Regions from separate parts of the Homo sapiens genome. Here region 2 is linked to region 1. Evidence: chromatin loops called from intact Hi-C (ENCODE). Cell type or tissue: B cell. All regions are shown on one strand. Links, peaks and the distances in the headings refer to the core of each region. The heading gives the core; the rest is flanking DNA. Region 1 overlaps MANBA (mannosidase beta). Region 2 overlaps UBE2D3 (ubiquitin conjugating enzyme E2 D3).

Region 1 (10,136 bases), core at 1,440-9,439:
ATTTTCTCTACCAGACCTGGTCGCCAAAGACAAATGACATAAACCCTTGGGACCTCTATGGTCCTGCCCATCACCTGAGAAACCCAAGTACTCATCCTGGCCAATGTAGGGCAATATTATATCCCCCCTTCTGCTACTGCAGCTAGTGCTTTCTTGACAGGGCCACCTCCTGGCTGGAGACCAATCAACTCAAACTGATAAAAGAACAACCCTGCTCTAAAGAAGAAAACAACTAATTCCACTGCCTAAAGAAGAAAACAACTAATTCCACTGCCTGCAATATCCTGGTTAACCAGAAGTACTGAGTCTGTTCACATGACAACTTCACTGCTAGCATAACCAGCATTTGAGAAAGCCAGTGCACTAAATGAAGCTACAACCAAGGACTCCCACTTTACTCCCCTGCCACCTCCACTGGAGCAGGTGCTGGTATCCATGGCTAGGAGACCTGAACGTGGATCACATCACAGGACTCTTGGCAGACAGTCCCCAGCATCAGCCTGCAGGCCAGTAGCTCCGCTGGGTGGCTAGACTCACAAGGGCAATAACAATCACTGCAGTCTGGCTCTCAGAAATCCCCGTCCCTAGGGGAAGGGGGAGAGCATCTCATCAAGGGAATACCCCATGGGACAAAACAATCTAAACAGTAACCCTTGAGTTCCAAATCTTTCCACTGAAACAGTCTACCCAAATGAGAAGGAACCAGTTAAAGTAATTCTGGTAATATGACAAAACAAGGTTCTATAACACCCCCAAAAGATCACACTAGCTCTCCAGCAATGGATCGAACCAAGAAGAAATCTCTGAACTGCCAAATAAACAATTCAGAAGGTTGATTATCGGGTTACTCAAGGAGGCACCAGAGAAAGGTGAAAACCAACTTAAAGAAATTTAAAAAACAATAAAGGATATGAATGAAAAGGTCTCCAGAGAAACAGATATCATAAAGAAAAAACAATCACAACTTCTGAAAATGAAAGACATACTTAGAGAAATGCAAAATACACTGGAAAGTTTCAACAATAGAATCGAACAAGGGAAGAAAAAAGATAAATGAAACAAAAACTGGCTCGGTGAAAAGATAAATGAAATTGATAGACCACTAGTGAGATTAATCAAGAAGAGAGAAGATACAAATAAGCTCAATTAGAAATGAAATGGGAGATATTACAATTGATACCACAGAAATACAAAAGATCATTCATGGCTACTATGAACATCTTTATGTGCACAAACTAGGAAACCTAGAGGAAATGGATAAATTCCTGCAAATATACAATCTTCTCAGATTGAAACAGGAAGAAATAGAAACTCTCAACAGACCAATAACAAGTAGTGGTGTTGAAAGAGTAATTTAAAAATTGCTGACCAAAAAAAAGTCCAGGACCAGATGGATTCACAGCTGAATTCTATCAGACATTCAAAGAAAGATTGGTACCAATCCTACTGAAAATACTCCAAAAAATAGAGAAAGAGGGAATCCTCCCTAAATAATTATATGAAGCCAGTACTATCACCTACCAAAACCAGAAAAGGACATAACATACAAAAACTACAGACCAATATCCCTGATGAGCATAGCTGCAAAGAGCCTCAACAAAACACTAGCTAACCAAATCCAACAGGATACCAAAAAGATAATACACCATGATCAAGTGGGTTTCATACCAGGGATGCAGGTACATATGCAAGTCAATAAATGTGATACACCACATAAAAAAGAATTAAAAACAAAAATCATATTATCAACTCAGCAGATGCAGAAAAAGCATTTGACAGAGTCTAGCATCCTTTATGATTAAAATCCTCAGCAAAATTGGCATAGAAGGGACATACCTTCAGGAAATAAAAGTCATCTGCAACAGATCCACAGCCAACATTGTACTGAACAGGGAAAAGTTGAAAGTATTCCCCCTGAGAACTGGAACAAGACAAGGATGCCCACTTTCACAACTTCTCTTTGACATAGGACTGGAAGACATGGCCAGAGCAATCAGACAAGAGAAAGAAATAAAGGGCATCCAAATCAGTAAAGAGGAAGTAAAACCGTTGCTGTTCACTGATGATATGATCATATACATAGGAAACCCTAAAGACTCATCCAAAGAGTTCTTAACCTGATAAATAAATTCAGCAAAGTTTTGGGATACCAAATCAACGTACACAAATCAGTAGCACTCCTATACACCAACAGCGACCAAGCTGATAATCAAATCAAGAACTCAACCCCTTTTACAATAGCTGCAAAAAATAAAATAAAATACTTAGGAATATACCTAACCAAGGACATGAAAGACCTCTACAAGGAAAACCATGAAACACTGCTAAAAGAAGTCATAGATAACACTAACAAATGGAAACACATCCCATGCTCATGAATGGATAAAATCAATATTGTGAAAATGACCATACTGCCAAAAGCAATCTACAAATTCAACTCAATTCCCATCAAAATACCATCATCATTCTTCACAGAACTAGCAAAAGCAAACCTAAAATTCATATAAAACTCAAAAGGAGCCTGCATAGCCAAAGCAAGACTATGCAAAAAGAACAAATCCTGAGATATCACATTACCTGACTTCAAACTATACTATAAGGATATAGTCACAAAAACAGCATGCTACAAGTACAAAAACAGGAACATAGACCAGTGGAACAGAATAGAGAGCCCAGAAATAAAGTCAAATACTTACAGCCAACTGATCTTTGACAAATGAAAGAAAAAAATAAAGTGAGGAAAGGACACCCTATTCAACAAATGATGCTGGGATAATTGGCAAGACACATGTAGAAGAATGAAACTGGATCCTCATCTCTCACCTTATATAAATAAATATCAACTTGATAGATCAAAGTCTTAAATCTAAGACCTGAAACCATTAAAAAAAAATCTAGAAGATAACATCAGAAAAACTCTTCTAGACATTGGTTTAGGCAAAGACTTCCTAAGAACCCAAAAGCAAATGCAACAAAAACGAAGATAAATAGATGGGACCTAACTAACCTAAAAAGCTTCTGCACAGAAAAAGAAATAATCAGCAGAGTAAACAGACAACACACAGAGTGGGAGAAAATCTTCACAAACTATGCAGCCGACAAAGGACTAATATCCAGAATCTACAAGGAACTCAAACAAATTAGCAAGAAAAATCAAATAATCCCATCAAAAAGTGGGCTAAGGACATGAATAGACAATTCTCAAAAGAAGATATACAAATAGCAGAAAAAATTTAAAAATGTTTAACATCACTATCAGGGAAATGGAAATCAAAACCACAATGAGATACTCCTTTACTCCTGCAAGAATGGCCATAATTAAAAAAACAAAAAATAATAGATGTTGGCATGGATATGGTGAAAAAGGACCAATTTTACACTGCTGGATGGAATGTAAACTAGTACAACTAAGGAAAACAGTATGGAGATTCCTTAAAGAACTAAACGTAGAACTACCATTGATCCAGCAATCCCACTACTGGGTACCTACTCAGAGGAAAAGAAGTGATAATATGAAAAAGACACTTGGATACACATGTTTATAGCACCACAATTCGCAATTGCAAAAATATGAAACCAGCCTAAATGCCCATCAACCAACAAGTAGATTTTTTAAATGTGGTATATGTTATACATAATATGGAATACTACTCAGCCACAAAAAGGAACAAAATAAAGTAGAGTTGGAGACCACTATTCTAAGTGAAGTAACTCAGGAATGGAAAGCCAAGCATTGTATGTTCTCACTTATAAGTGGGACCTAAGCTATGAGGATGCAAAAGGCTTAAGAATGATATAGTGGACTCTGGAGACTTGCAGGGAAGGATGGGAAGGTGAGGGATAAAAGACTACACATTGGGTGCACTGTATACTGCTTGGGTGATGGGTGCAACAAAATCTCAGAAATCACCACTGAAGAACTTCATGTTACCAAACAGCACCTCAGGAGGTCATGGTTTTTTTCCTGGTAAAGTGACCCAAACCTTCATTCCTGAAGGGTCTGGGCCATTTGTAGTCCTGCCCAGATTGGGCTGTTGTAATTTCCCATTGACCTTAATCTCAGGGCATGGTAATACTATGAGACACCCCAAGGGATCTCCTGTATTCCACGCATACTCTTCCTTATCTCCATTGTGGAGCAGTAGACTGATTTTGTCTTGATAGTCTGGGTCAATCACCCTAGCCAACACTGTAACTCCCTTCTTAGCCCACTGACTTAAACTTAGGAGGAGCCCGAAGTGTCCAGGTGGCAATCTTAACTTCTAGTTTAATGGAATCATTGTGTCTCCTGGTGGCAGCGTTTCTCCCTCTGGAACTAAGACTTCTAGACCAGCAGAACGTAATGTCGCAGGAACAGGAAGCAAAAATTTTGCTAGTGGATCACTAGGGGTGATGGTGAGTGGTACCACTTCCACTTCCATCCCTTGCTTCCTGGACCTATGAATCTTGGCTATGGGAGAAACAGTACCATATATTGAATGCTGATTCAGAGCATACATGGTCTTCTGGAGAACTTTGCCGCAGCCCTGAAAAGTATTGTCACCCAGTTGGCATTGTAATTGTGACTACAGAAGGCCATTCCACCATTCTATCAATCCAGCTGCTTCAGGATGATAAGGAACATGGTAAGACCAGTGAATTCCATGAGCACGAGCCCACTGCCACACTTCTTTAGCTGTAAAGTGAGGGCCTTGGTCAGAGGCAATGCTGTGTGGATTACCATGATGGTGGATAAGGCATTATGTCAGTCCATGAATGGTAGTCTTGGCAGAAGCATTGCGTGCAGGATAGGCAAACCCATATCCAGAGTAAGTGTCCATTCCAGTGAGAACAAACCTCTGCCCTTTCCACGATAGAAGCAGTTCAATATAATCAACCTGCCACCAGGTAGCTGGCTGATCACCCCCAGGAATGGTGCCATATCGTGGGCTCAGTGTCGGTCTCTGCTGCTGGCAAATTGGACACTCAGCAGTGCCGTGGCCAGGTCAGCCTTGCTGAGTGGAAATCCATGTTGCTGAGTCCATGTGTAACCCCCATCCCTGCCACCATGGCCACTTTGTTCATGGGCCCATTGGGCAATGACAGGGATGGCTGGGGAAAGAGGCTGAGTGTTGTCCACAGAACGAGTCATCCTATTCACTTGATTATTAAAATCCTCCTCTGCCAAGGCCACCTGTTGGTGAGTACTCACATGGGATACAAATATCTTCATAGTTTTTGACCATTCAGAGAGGTCCACCCACGTACCTCTTCCCCAAATTTCTTTGTCACAATTTTCCAATCATGCTTCTTCCAAGTCACTGACCACCCAGCCAAACCATTGGCTACAGCCCATGAATCAGTATATAACTGCACATCTGGCCATTTTTCTTTCCATGTAAAGTGCACAACCAGGTGCACTGCTTGAAGTCCCACCCACTGAGAAGATTTCCCTTCACTGCTATCCTTCAGGGATGTCCTAGAAAGGGGCTGTAGTGCTGCAGCTATCCACTTTCGGGTGGTGCCTGCATATCGTGCAGAACCATCTATAAACCAGGCCCTAGTCTTCTCTTCCTCTGTCAACTGATAATAGGGAACTCCCCATGAGGCCATTAGTGCAGGCTGGGGGAGAGACGGCAGGGTGGCAGAAGTGAGCCACTTCTGCCTTTGAGCCACTTCCTCATGTAACTTAACTGTGCCTTCAGGACCTGCTCGAGCCCAATCATGTATATACCACTTCCATTTGATGAGGGAATGCTGCTGTACACAACCTACTTTATGGCTAGATGGGTCAGAAAGCACCCACTTCATGATAGGCAGTTCAGGTCACACAGTGACTTGATGACCCGTAGTCAAAGGTTTGGTTTCCACCAAAGCCCAGTAACAGGCCAAGAGCTGTCTCTCAAAAGGAGAGTAGTTATCTGCAGAAGATGGCAGGGCTTTGCTCCAAAATCCTAGCAGCCTCTGCCATGATTCAGCTATGAGGGCCTCCCAGAGGCTCCAAACACCATCTCTATCTGCCACTGATACCTCAAGCACAATTGGATCTGCTGGGTCATATGGTCCAAGTGGCAGAGCAGCTTGCACAGCAGCCTGGACCTGTTGCAGAACCTTCTCCTGTTCTGGATCCCACTCAAAACTGGCAGCCTTTTGAGTCACTTGCTAAATGTGTCAGAGTAACACAACCAAATGTGGAATGTGTTGCCTCCAAAATCCAAATAGGCCCACAGGACGTTGTGCCTCTTTCTTGGTTGTAGAAGGGGCCAAATGCAGCAACTTATCCTTCACCTTAGAAGGAATATCTCAATAGGCCCCATACCACTGGACCCCTAGAAATTTTACTGAGGTAGAAGTTCCCTGAATTTTGGTTGGATGCACATGTCTCACCAATAAGTCCAGTGTGTTTGGTACTTCTTGCTCACTGGATCCAATCAGCATAATGTCATCAATGTAATGGACCAGTGTGATACCTTGTGGAAGCGAAAGAGATCAAAGTCTCTTCGAACAAGATTATGACATAAAACCAGAGAGTTGATATGTCCCTGAGGTAGGACAGCAAAGGTATATTGCTGGCCTTGCTAGCTGAAGGCAAATTGCTTCTGGTGGGCCTTATGGACAGGAATGGGGAAAAAGACATTTGCCAAATCAATGGCTGCATACCAGGTACCAGGAGATGTGTTAATTTGCTCAAGCAATGAAACCACATGTGGTACAGCAGCTGCAATTGGAGTCACCACTTGGTTAAGTTTACAACAATCCACTGTCATTCTCCAAGATCCTTCTGTCTTCTGCACAGGTCAAATAGGAGACTTGAACAGGGATGTGATGGGAATCACCACCCTTGAGACTTTCAGGTCCTTGATGGTGGCACTAATCTCCACAATCCCTCCATGGATGTGATATTGTTTTTGATTTGCTATTTTTCTAGGTAGGGGTAGCTCTAATGGTTTCCATTTGGCCTTTCCCATCATAATAACTCTCACCCTACAAGTCAGGGAGCCAGTGTGGGGGTTTGGCTACCTGCTACGTATGTCTATGGCAATTATGCATTCTGGCACTGGGAAATGACCACAGGGTGGGTCCCTGGATTTCCTTCCAAGGAAGGAAGTCAGACCTGTAAGTCAGACCTGAGCTAAAACTCCATTAATTACCTGATCTCCATAAGCCTCTACTTCAACTGGAGGACCACAATGACATTTTGGGTCCCTTGGTATCAATGTCAGCTCAGAGCCAGTGTCCAGTAGTCCCCAAAATGTCTGATCATTTCCCTTTCTTCAATGCAGTTACCCTGGTAATAGACTGGGGGTCTCCTTGGGGAAGGATGGGAGAAATATTAACAGCATAAATAGTCACTAGCATAGTGGGGTCCTTTTCAAGGGGACCCAGCCTCCCCTTCATTCAAGGGTTTCTGGGCCTATAAATTTTGTGGTGGAGTGACTGTTGTTCCCACCGTTAGATCTGACATACAGAGAAGAGCAATTACAGGACTCTTCAGAGATGCAGTTGCCGCCATCACAAATCCATTTCGCAAAGCGTTGGTCAAGGGTGTATCTTCTGGACCCTCCCAGCTGGGATGGGTAGGTCCAAAGTGACCAATCCACTCCAGCATCCAATCTCCCTAAACTTTTGGATCCCTTCCTCTACATTAAACTGAGAGAGATCAGGCATTTCCAGCTTGCTCACAGTGGGCCATCTTTTATCCATATTTCAGCTAACCAAGCAAATAAACTATTAGAACCATTAAAACCTTTTTTAACTCCCTGAGCTGCAACATCAAAAGCAGAATCTCTACTTAGTGGGTTCAAATCAATAAGTCCAGCCTGATCCAACTCTATATTCCTTCCGCCATTATCTCACACCCTTAATATCCATTCCTATGACTCTTCTCCAGATTTCTGCTTATATAAATTAGAAAACTCAAGCAGTTCTTTTCTAGTGTAGCACATCTCCTCAAGGGTCACTCTGAACCTCACCTCTAGGGGTCTGCTGGGACTTTAGTCTAGGTATAGGTCTAGAAGCAAACAGGGGTGTTGGGGGTGGCTCCTGAGGAGAATCAACGTTATTTTGCCTGGCAACTGCCTCAGAGGAGGCCATCACTGTTGCCTCCAGGCAGCGCATGGTTTATCTCCTCAGACAAAGGTGGAAAGGCTGATGGCAGCATGTGTTGGGGAGGGGATGTTGCCACTACTGGGGATGAAGAAGCTGTTTCTTCTGGCAAAAAAGGTTCATCAGAGTTAACAAGCTCAGTGTCCCCAGCTTCATTAGGCCCTCCACCACACATCCCCATTCCAAGTTGCAGGGTCCCATTCTTTTCCAGTCAATCCCCTCACTTTAACAGTAGACACCTGGAAAGGCTGTGCATGCACCTTTCGTTGCAGGTCAGCCACTCACATGATAAGAGCTTGTGTCTATTTTTCCACAATTTCAGCTCTTTCTCTATAGGAGATAAGACTCTTACACAGGGTAATCTAGCAGGTGTGAGGCTCAGTACTACTTCTGAAGCTGAAAATGAATCCCTGAGCTCATCATTTTTCTTTCATCACTTTGTCCAGTGAACGTAGGAGCAACCAACCAGCTTTATTATGTTCCTTGGTTCTCCACATATGGTCAAAGGTATTATGTTTCAAGTCACTAAACTCCTTGCCTCTCACGAGCAGTGAATCAGGAGTATCAGATGCATTTATTTTGCATAACTCTCTAAACAGTTCATGCCAAGGACTATGGGTGTTCTCCATACTATTAGAAATAGAATTCTTAGGCCGGGCACTGTGGCTCACGACTGTCATCCCAGCACTTTGGCAGGCCAAGGCGGGAGGGTCATGAGGTCAGGAGATCGAGACCATCCTGGCTAACATGGTGAAACCCCGTCTCTACTAAAAATACAAAAAATTAGCTGGGCGTGGTGGCGGTCGCCTGTAGTCCCAGATACTTGGGAGGCTGAGGTGGCAGAATGCCGTGAACCCAGGAGTCAGAGCTTGCAGTGAGCAGAGATCGCGCCACTGCACTCCAGCGTGGGTGACAGAGCGAGACTCCATCTCAAAAAAAAAAAAAAAAGAAAGAAAAAGAACCTTTAGCATTTTTTGGTCTAATCACATTAAGCAGCCAACTCCAGAAACCCCAAAACCAATAAAAGAACTCCATCCTTAATATTCTGTTCCTCTAGAACCACTTCTGGTACCAAAATCTGTATTAGTCAGGGTTCTCTAGAGGGACAGAACTAATGGGATATATATATATATAAAGGGGAGTTTACTAAGGAGTATTAACTCACATGATCACAAGGTCCCATAACACGCCATCTGCAAGCTGAGAAGCAAGGAAGCCAGTCTGATTCCTAAAGGTGAAGAACTTGGAGTCTGATGTTTGAGGGTAGGAAGCATCCATCATGGGAGAAAGATAGAGGCTGGGAGGATAAGCCACTATAGTCTTTTCATGTTCTTCTGCCTGCTTTTTATTCTGGCTTTGCTGGCAGCTGATTAGATTGTGCCCATCCAGATTAAAGGCAGGTCTGCCTTTCCCAGTCCACTGAGTCAAATGTTAATCTCCTTTGACAACACCCTCACAGACACACCCAGGATTAGTACTTCGTATCTTTCAATCCAATCAAGTTGACACTCAGTATTAACCATCACAATGTTTCATTCAGAAGCTATAGTCTCCAAACTTCAGTTTCTCCTCTGTCAAATAGGATCTTCAGCTATGATTCTTACTTCAAAGGGTACACAGGTACAAGAGATCCCCAGCCCACGAGTCTGGCAACATGTTTTGGTCAGCCTTAACATTATCTTTTTCTAAAATCCTTAAATTAGTAAATATTGCTTCCCATCTAACATAGCTCTAAGTGAAAAAAGTTGCAGTTTAAGGAGAGTCCTAATTTTCTGACCAAAGAGACTAAAACTTAAAAGGGAAAACAAGACAAACTATTTGCTTGGCCCACTACAAGTCCCAGGCATTATGCAAGGTTTTCAAGGAGACACAGAGACAAGTGACACCTGACTGAAGTGTAGCGGTGGGGTTCCCAGGACTGGACCTCATGAAAGGTTAGAATAAATGCCTGCAGACAGATTCCTAGCTGATAGGAAGAGTCAGAGGAGATCACACTTGCTCAGGGAGTGAGGCTGGGCAGCTACATGGTTCCACTGCCTCTGAGATGAAGC
Region 2 (10,136 bases), core at 1,433-9,432, 55 kb after region 1:
TGGTGAGACAAGCAAGGAATTGGGGATTAAGCTGAGGCAAAGGTAGGGAAGAAAGTTATCTACAGCCTTGTAGATTACTTTTAATACCTTGTGTTTTTACTCCGAATGAGATGGGAAACCATTAGGTTTGGAGGAAAGCCATGCCATCTGATAAGGTTTAAAGGGGTTGTGTGTGGGACAGACAGATTGCTGCAACGTGGGGAGATCACTCAGGAGGCTACTCCAATAATCCAAATAAGAAATGATATAGCTTTAGATCATAGTGCTAACAGTCAACATGATAAATGGGCAGATTCTAAAGGCTGCTGTTAAGTCTGATTGAAGGTGGAGTGTGAAAAGTCAAAGATGGTGCCTAGGTTTTAGGCCATTGCAATTTAATGTTGACATTTACTGAGCATGGGGTAATAGTATATGTATATGTGTATGTCTTTATAGACATATGTCCAGTTTTAGACATTTTAAAAGACGCCCTTTAGCTTGTCATGTGGATAATGAATAGAAGCTATATGGGAGCTCAGGAGAAATAGCTTGAAGGTTAGTAAATGACGGTGGTTAACTGGGCTCCTAAGATAGTATGACATGAAAGTTCATTGTTTAGCCTTGACTACAAATTTGATACGGTAAATGAGAAATCAAGTTCTATAGAGGATCAGACAGTAGTACGTAAAAATGTAAATTTCATAATATTTTTTACAATACAGAAAAGAGGGCTCTTAAAAAATCTCATTCATAAATAGCATACAGTTTGGGAAGATCTAGATACTGATAATGGGACTTTAATGGAAGCATCCCAAGTAAAAGAACAATTGTCAGAAACATCTTGTATACCTGAATCATATAAAATTTTTCAAACCTGAGGCCAGAAATGAGCAAGTAGTTATAAGGTAGCAACAAATAATGCAACACAGTAATAATTTCTAGGGACTTAAGACATTCGGCGAACTTCAATATATTTAAGTCTTTTTGTTAAAATGGTTCCTCAAGTTTTTTTGGCAGGGGGTGGCACTGTCATGTTTTGAAGCCATTTCCAAATACCTTTAACCGTTGATTTTTCCATTACAATGGGACAGCACGAGAAATCTTAATAGTCACCTTAGGGTACCTTTAATATCTGTCAAACACTGCAAACACCCTTAACATAGCATCATTTCCACTTGGAAAAATTGCCTAGTGTCAGGCCACAGAATGGGATCTGGGTTCAAATTTGTTCAGCTAGCCAACACAATACTTAGGTAGATCTTTGCACCTGATTACTTTTAAATACTTGACGATTGGTTGAATTCCATGCCAGTATGGTTATTCAAATTAGCCAACTGTAGGACGTTAATGTATTTTAATATTCCAAGTGTAAATGTGGAAATCAATGTACTGTATTACAATTCAAAGTACTAGGAAATTGTCAGGTATCAGAAACGTAATACTTAAACACATTCTCTAAAGCCAAAAACAGCTATAAAAAAATAGCTGTAGAGTCAAAGGATTACTGGTTGTAGTCTGTTACAAGGGAATGCTACGAACAGACTTCTGAAAACGGTTCTCAATCTTCACTATTCATCAGAATCACTTGGAGGGTGTTTTAATATAGGTGACTGGGCTCCATGCCAGTTTGACTCAGGACTGGGATGGGGCCTGACAACTTATATTACAAAGAATTTCCTAAATGATGCTGAGATTGTTATCTCAAGAAACATTTTGAGAACCACCTTATTCATAAACTGTATAAAATTAAAAATCGAGCTCACACACATTAAGCTCAAGTGTGGATTTCATGTTAGCTGGAATTACCGAGTAAGACCAAAGTGTCTTTAAACACAGACTTTAATGGTAACAATTCCTTTAAGCTCAATTAACTTCAGCTATTACAAGTCTTATGCAGATGTCACTATTAGACAATATTTAGTGACTTGCACTGGGTTCCTCATAAAAGACAAATTCACTTAAAAGTGTAATCAACAATCATTAACAGTTTTGTTATGCCAACACAAAACATGGCTGAGTTACCCCCCTCCCCGCCCAAATTACTAACACAGCATGATCAGTACCTTAAGTATACTTCAACTAAGCCATTTCAACAAACAAAAAAAAACAAACAAAAAAAAAAGTGAGTGTTTCACTACCCCTGAGACCACTAGTTAACTGTGGTTCATACTTTAAAATGTGAGTACACCCACACAAGAAAGCAAATTAATCAGTTTTAAAAAATCTGATTATCACATTGCAAACTCGCCCAGGAAAAACAAACTGAGTCATTTAAAATGTAAATTTACCATTAACAGGCCAACTGGACCCTAATTCGGTTTATGCATTAAAAGATTTAGGAAATACAAAGACATAGTCAAAACTGATTCTAATACTCAGTTGGGTCCTATACATGGCACTAGTAATGTCAAATTACTGGGTGGAGTGGGGCAAAGAGGGCAAATTCTTAGATTCTTTTAAGATTTCATTGTACATATCTCATGTCCAGTGTCCATACATTCAAAAATGTTGGTTTTCCAGGTACTTTACTGTTCTTTTAAACCTGGAGAAGCCTCTATGGCTTATTCCCTTAGAAGCAACAAATGAAATGATGTATAAAGCATCAAGTCAAAGATACAGAGAACTGGACACATCCACTAATTGTTATGACAATCAAAGAAGTCATCTCCGTAAATACCTAAGGGTTGTCTAAGGCTATAAAGGTCAATTTGAAAGCCAGTTAGGGATCCACCGTGTTTCATAAAAGTGTCTTACACTCATGTTTGGCTTTCAAGAAGTGATATGCCTACTAAAGCTGTTATTTTGAGACTATATGCATCTCAGAAGTAATTTTGAAAATAGAGCCAAAGAGCAGTTTTTCTTACCTTGTGGAGCAGAATGTTAACTAATTTCTCATTCATAATTTGAATCCAAAAAAGTTATGCAGTATGACATCTACCCTGAAGGAGCCGTTTTAAGCAAAACACAAAATGAAAAAATTCACTCATTGGAAAAACTGCGTAGCTGGTTTTTTCCCCAATGAAATGATTACAGAATTAACAAAGCCAGAACATCTTCAGAAGGCATGCATTTCACTTCCAGTTTAGAGAAGAACCTTAAGTCAATAAATCATGTCCAAACTACATATTAAAATGTTTATAAAAAGTAAGTTTTAACATTTATTTCTAGCTTTCCACATGTGTGTGCAGACAAGGAATAAGATTGCACGTAAGTGTAAGCAGTGCAAAAATGTGGAAGTGGAGGAGTCACAGATGTGCTAGAACTTTAAGAAATAAAGCAGTGAACAAAATCAAAATAAACAGGAAAAATGTAAAACTATGGGATCAGAATTAGGAAAGGTGAAGAATGGTAATGCCCTTGTTACTACAGAAGTTAAATCAGTGGCACAGATAGCACTTGTCAAACAAAAAACAATCCAATAGCATTGACTTTTATTCATTCATGTTAAGTCACCTGAAATGATATCTGTTGCATTTAAATGCTCATTAATGTAAATGGCTGAACAAATCCATTTCAATGGATACTCAATATCCCACATAGATAAGTCACTTCAACACAGCCTCATGACAACTCCCACACCAAAACAGTACTTTATTTTGCAAATTTTGACCCATTATTACTCCCATGTTGTTTTTTTTCAGCTGTCAAGTGTACAAGGTGAAGAGAAATTTCAGTTAGACAGGGGCTGCACCTGGAAAATAAATTTCTTAAACTCCATAAACACATTTCAAAACTGCTGGGTCCCAAAAGTCCATCTATGAACTCTAGGGCTGCCAGTATCATGTGCAGCACATTAAAGCTACACTATCCAAATAGCTTATTAATTCTGCATAAATCAGGTCAAGCAATGTGTCAACCTGTAACAGACTGTGCACTTTAACTGAACATGGCAAAATATTCACTCTTTCGAACTTTACATCATCATTTGATGTCAAACAATGAAGCAAATCCCAACAGTATATACAAAAAACAGCTTTGCATTTACAAAAGATTGTTTCCCATACTGATTAATCCAGGCAGCTAACTCATTGGTTTATGCAACTTTATTGAAGAAAAATAAATCAATTACTAGCAGAGCTATTAGTTGATCACTCATCCATTGACAACTTGCATCATTTATTCAGTGCTATATTAAACAGTGTATTGGAAGATAGATTAACTAATAGCTCCAAGCCTCCTAACAATTTAAATGAAAATTACAAAATGTTTGAGACCCTATTTTGGAATACAAAGGGTGTTTGACTTCCAATTTCCATTCTCTGTAGAACAAGAACAGGTCATTCCTTTATTGACATGCATAAAATACATCACATTTTCTGTTCTGCTGATGCTATAAATTCAATACCAATTCTCCAGCCACATCAGTTATGAGCATAAAGCATATCATGTAACCTCAAATCTCTAACAGTGGAAGGCTTAAACAAGAATGGATGCTGCTAGAATAATGCTGTATCCTTTGATGTGACAACTGAGCATCCATCTCCCTCCCCCTCAGATGATTTCTTCAGCATGTTAGAGCAGTGAGGAATGGTTTTAGTCTCATAACCAAGTTAGAGTGAAGACATTGGCCACATAATACACATGCTCCATTTTTTTTTTTAAAAATTCTGAGTCTTGGGCAACTGTTCTCTTGTAACTACTTTACAGTTTCTAAAAGCAGTTATTGTCCAAAGCTGGAAGAACTTAAGTCTTCTCAGATGAGCATGTGAATGAATGGAGGGAGGTAAACAAAAAATAAAATTAAAAAAGATGAGGTCTGATAGGGGAGCAGCCGGATAAGAAAATCAAAAAAGGAACAGTAATTTAAAGTTTATTCCAGCTATAATGCAGGTTATTCTGACTTTAAGGTAGCATCACATGGCATACTTCTGAGTCCATTCCCGAGATATTCTGTTGTACCTGTAAATAAAGATGTTATTTTTAAAAGTTAAAATAAAGAATTCCTAATACTTTAAATGGAAGGGAAAGATTTCCATTTTATCATCTCCAGACTCATCATGAAGTCATCTCTAATGACTATGATTAGAATAAAAGCCAACAAGGGAGAAATAGCACTGGTACTCAAAGCAATGTGGGAAATGAGAGCCTGATGCTCTGAAAGTAGTATTTTAAAAACAACTAAGAAAGCAGCACTGAAAATTGGGAGGCTAACAAAAATCAAAAGACCCTTTCTTTCTCTACCACCGAGCTCATGCTCTAATTTTAACGTGAAGAAATTTTTACAGTTCATTATGGACAAATGTTAAAATAGTATACACATTCTATCTATCCACAGAAATTTCCACCAAGGCCAGAACTAGGCTTTTACTAGAACAATTTTATCTGAATCCTAGAGTTTGGGAAATTACTTGGTCCTGGATATTACAAGAAAAAATGGCTTTGGGACTTAGGTAGAGGCAGAAGGGGAAGATGACACTGGGCAGAATGACAAAGGGCAGTAATTTTCAAAAGGGGTGTGTGTGTGAGTGGTTGTGTTCATCAGAATCACGTGTTACTTTTAATAAGTGTGGTAACTGAGGCTAATAAGCACCACTGAGACCTGTTGAGTACAACAAGGGCATCTTCGTTTAAAAAGATCAACAGGTAATTCACACACAAGCAAGGTTATTACTCAGGAAGACTACTAACATTGATAAATACTATCAGCTTCCCCCTGGATTATACTCATGCCATAGACTACTTACAACAACAAAAAACAGTGATAACCTTAAGAAATGAATATATATATATATATATGCACAGGAGAATTTTTATATTGTTTAAATATTAACTAGCTTTATTTCAAACCAAGAACCAAATATGGTCCAACAACTTTCCTAAACTTTTTAAAAAGTTCTTTCTACCAATTCATTGTCATCTCCTAAGGATACTCTCTCAAAAAGCCAGCACTTTAAAACAAAGGCTTTATTTAGCATACAGGGAGCCACAAAGTACAGCTGACGCTAATGCATGCTTGTCAGTAATGAACATTTAGTTTAGATGCTTAGGCTTAAAAGTGTTTTTCCCTTACATTACTATCTCCCGGCAAAATTTGAACTAAACCACCACATTCTGTATAGGATTGGTACAAAGTCTCAAGCTAAAATTTAAACACCATGATAGTTTGAAAAAAAAAAAAGATACTACATAAATTCCCATTTCTTACTAGTGCTATTGTAACTGCTTTGCCATGCAGTACTTTCAAGCAATAACGGCTACCAGATATTTACTTTCACGTTAAACAGAGACCAAGCAGTTAAATGTACAGTTTTCAGAAGACTGCCATATTTGTTACCTTTTGTTAGTTAATACAGTGCCTTAACGCATGCAGCACTCAAGTGCTGGCAGTACCATAATAAGCGCACCATAGAGTGCAGATCCTCTTACCCTACAACATAGCGTATTTCTCTGTCCACTCTCTTGCTAACCTATTGTACCTAATTGAACAAGTACACTTAGCATTAATTATAACATATGAAAGTTATAATGGTTAAGTTGAACATAAATATAATTCAAATATTTGAGAAATTTAGACCAAATTTTTACAATAGTACTAACATTTTTGGAAAAACATGCTTGGGGTAAAGAAAAATTTGCTTTCTTCCCCAAAAGTTGAGAATAAAGTGATACTGTTTAACACGCTAGGAAAAAAAAAACAACAATAAAACATTTTAGAGGGGAGCATTCACTGTCACATAAGCTAAAGCCTAGTTAAGTTTTTTTAAATAACCACATTTCAATAGCTTTCTCCATATTTTAACTATTATCTTACTAAATATCAAGTCTTCTTGGCACTGTCACAAGCAAAGTATAAGCCTAACTCATTAAGTAAAACCACTTTTATAATAACTTTTTAACATACTTACTTATCTCTGTCTGTTTTATAGATCCGTGCAATCTCTGGCACTAGGGGGTCATCTGGGTTTGGATCACATAGCAGTGAACAAATGGATAAAAGAACTGCAAGAAAACAAAAACATCTGTTACCCAGTTTCAGGAGTTTGGATAAATAAATTTTTCTAAACCGTGTATTACAAAACTCAATCCTCAAAAGACTTTTATTAGTTTGTATCTTTATCTCAATGAGACACAGTTTTACAGAGATTTTGTTTCACAGAAGACAAGCTCCTGGTAAGTAAGAAGTGCTAAAAACAGGGTTTTGTGGCATGAAATTCACTGCAGACTAGCCATAAAAATAGTTTCTAAGATAGGCAACTGATGCCATATTAATATATATATTTTAAATAGGCATAAATGATATTAGAACTTGAGTTTCTTGGTACTCAGTGGCTGGGGGGGGGGGGACTTTAGCAAGAATATGCAGGTAACACTCATGCCATATTCATAGCCATTAGGCATGATGAAAAATCCATTCTTAGCCGTTGTCTTGGCAATTTCTGAGAAAAACCCTCAAGTGCTCCACTAAATGTCTCCTTGAACTTGTAAGCAAGAAACCATATTCCCAAGAGTACTAGTTAAATACAATGCCAAAATCTCTTTAGTACTAAGTGAGTCATCAGCTCTAGTTTTTACCTTAACCAGTTCAACATACTGATGTATAAGATGTCAAGCATTAAGGAACATAGATCGCATTCACTTTGAGTGCCTGCTATGTGCCAGTCACCATATATGGTGGTGCTGTTATAAAATGTTAAGATATAAATGCTTGAAATGGTTCTGACCGATTTTTTTTTAAAAAAAGCAATAGTATAAAAAAGACAACACTGTCACATATTTATTGACTACAGCAAATTTAATTTCAAACCCCAAATACAGCAGAATATAAAATTACCTAATATAGGAGACTTGGCTATACAATAACTCACAGAAAAAAGGTAGCTTCAGTTGTGACTGCTAGTTTAATAAGTTAGCAAAGTATGGCTGCCAAAAAAGTAAGTTGCTTTAACGACAAAACAATACCAATTCAATCTGCCCTTACAAAAACAGTTTTCAGTGTTACTGTACACTCCCAGCAGTAGTAGAAAAACTTGGAAACTGATATTTAGGTATGTAGCATGATTTGAAAAGAAATTAGAAAGCATCCAAGAAGGTGAAAAACAGGTGTAAAATTTTAAAAACACTCGAATTATGGCAGCATCTGCCTAAGTTGTTTCTTTTTCTCCCTTAAGTGATTCTACTCAATAAAGTTTGGGAAATGCTACTGCTACAGTCTCTCTCCATGAGATTCAAGTGCAGTATATACACATATGAAACTTTTATACAATGCCTTGCCTTTTGAAAAAGCTTTTTTGTACTTACTGAACTCATAAAATCAAAAAACAATTAATGGTGAAATAGTGTTAATTATTACAACTTCACCTGGGATATTCATGCGGAGACCGGAAAACTTGTTACATATAACGTAACAGATACCTATTAAGAGACCAGAATTGATCTACAGATCTTTCGAAGATTATATAATTTTAGACTGTCATTAGGTAGAAACAACCTATCATGGTTACATAAAACATGACTGAAGATTTGTCTAAAAATTAACCCAGGAAAGCAAAATCAGAATTTTCCTAGAGTGGAAACCTCAGGATTCAAAAGCTCTATTAAGTTTAGGTATATCATACCATTCTTGGTAAAAAGGCCGCAAGTTAGTGTGAGATGTCCAAGTGGTTTGGGATTGAAAAATACAGAAGTCTATTAAAATAAATTTTGCTATTATAAGATGAGATGAAGGTAACTCATTAGGCAAATAATGCCTACTCACCACAATTTGAATTTTAACAACTTCTCACAAAGTATCTTTAATCAACACCACTAAAAGAACAAAAATTATAAAAGTAACTTTATTGCTTCCCCATCTCTTACCAAAAAGCTGCCATAATAAAAATACTCAGATAAGTAGATCTAAGAATGAAGCTTTATTAGACAATGAGAACAGCTTATTTCACTAGAAATATTTACCTTTAGAAATTGTTAAAGCAGGCGACCACTGTGATCTTAGAATATCGAGACAAATGCTGCCATTACTGTTAATATTTGGATGATAAATTCTTGTTGTAAATGCAACCTAAAACAAAAACTTTTAAGTATTTTATTCAAATAAAAACAAACATCTTTTAAAGCAAAACTTAAAATAATCAAGCCACAATGTTAAAAATGTCATCTATTAGCATAGAAGTTCTAAATATTATAGAAACTGATTTTTACAATCTGACCACAACCCCCTGCCTCCTCTTTTTACAACAGAAACCTAAACTTTTGGATAAAAATTTCATTACTCATATGATGTAAAGTTCTAAAGGTTACTGTGGCCCTACCATATCATGAATCAAAGGGCAATTTAAAGGTATTTAACACATTCATTTATAAAAGCCCTAACTTTTGGATGTAACCAAAATTTGTAGACCATCTCATTTAAAGTTTCATTAAGTTACACAGGTACACCTGAGTCTGCATTTCCACCGTACATAAAACATAAACTTGAATCACAAAAATGGAAACCATCACATTGCACCTATAACATTACTAGAGATTGTTATAGTGACATGTTTATGACCTTTGTATATTACCTTTTCTAGTTATTCATACAGGTTGAATTTATGTTAATGACTGAAAAGTGAAGGATAATATGCTTTTAATACCTATAAACCAGTGCACTAAGCAACTCTAAGTTTTCACAAATTTACACTTACGTATACAAAACTATAAGCATAATAAGCATATGCTGTAACAATACGTGCAAATATAAATTGAAGTTGGACATTTGATGCTTACAAGACAACAAAAGCCCAAAAATCAGAATCTGTGTAACAATAATACAGATGAGGGCGGAAGCTTCCACATGGTCTGAATCTTGCAACATTAAAGAAAAGGCAAACCTTATTCCTATTTACAAAGCTCAAACTGAGGTCTAGCTCTTTAAACCAAAGGTTAAGAGTCAGCATCTATACATGAGTGCAATTCAACATATATATACAGCCTACACAGAACCCTATCTTCCAAGAATGCTCTATTCCTTTGAAATAAAGCATAAATCTATACTAACAGATTTTGAGGGAAAATACTTGCCTTAGGTGGTTTGAAGGGGTAGTCTGTAGGAAAATGAATTGTCAAAAAGAATACACCGCCTTGATATGGGCTGTCATTCTGTAAAAAGAAAAGTATGCTTAACTCAAATTTAAAATATTATTGCTAAATATTCCGTAACATTTGTTTCCAAGCATTTC

What was found. Hi-C counts contacts between places; a loop is a spot of excess contacts. Peaks named below come from ENCODE experiments on the same cell type or tissue, not always from the same donor. Only the 100,000 strongest peaks of a DNase experiment are listed, where the experiment ranks them.
Region 2: a loop joins it to region 1, with 3 times the contacts of the local background. A loop is called at or near these places in 2 of 110 quality-filtered maps.

What each region holds. Positions count from the first base shown.
Region 1 is chr4:102,737,955-102,748,090 of GRCh38, forward strand. The region is part of intron 1 of MANBA (mannosidase beta); the gene reads right to left. Among named protein-coding and RNA genes, the nearest start is that of MANBA, 18 kb to the right of the region's middle. In B cell, for the core only: a CTCF peak has its summit at 5,621; a DNase peak (open chromatin) is centred at 5,627; H3K27ac peaks cover 2,747 bases.
Region 2 is chr4:102,792,583-102,802,718 of GRCh38, forward strand. UBE2D3 (ubiquitin conjugating enzyme E2 D3) reads right to left here. Exons shown (of 8, transcript NM_181891.3): 5 at 9,979-10,056; 6 at 8,872-8,977; 7 at 6,825-6,918; 8 at 1,801-4,878. The coding sequence ends at 4,833. LOC102723704 (a long non-coding RNA gene) reads left to right here. Exons shown (of 5, transcript NR_125932.1): 5 at 6,846-6,993. Among named protein-coding and RNA genes, the nearest start is that of UBE2D3, 30 kb to the right of the region's middle. In B cell, for the core only: no CTCF peak of the experiment used is centred there; no DNase peak of the experiment used is centred there; H3K27ac peaks cover 850 bases.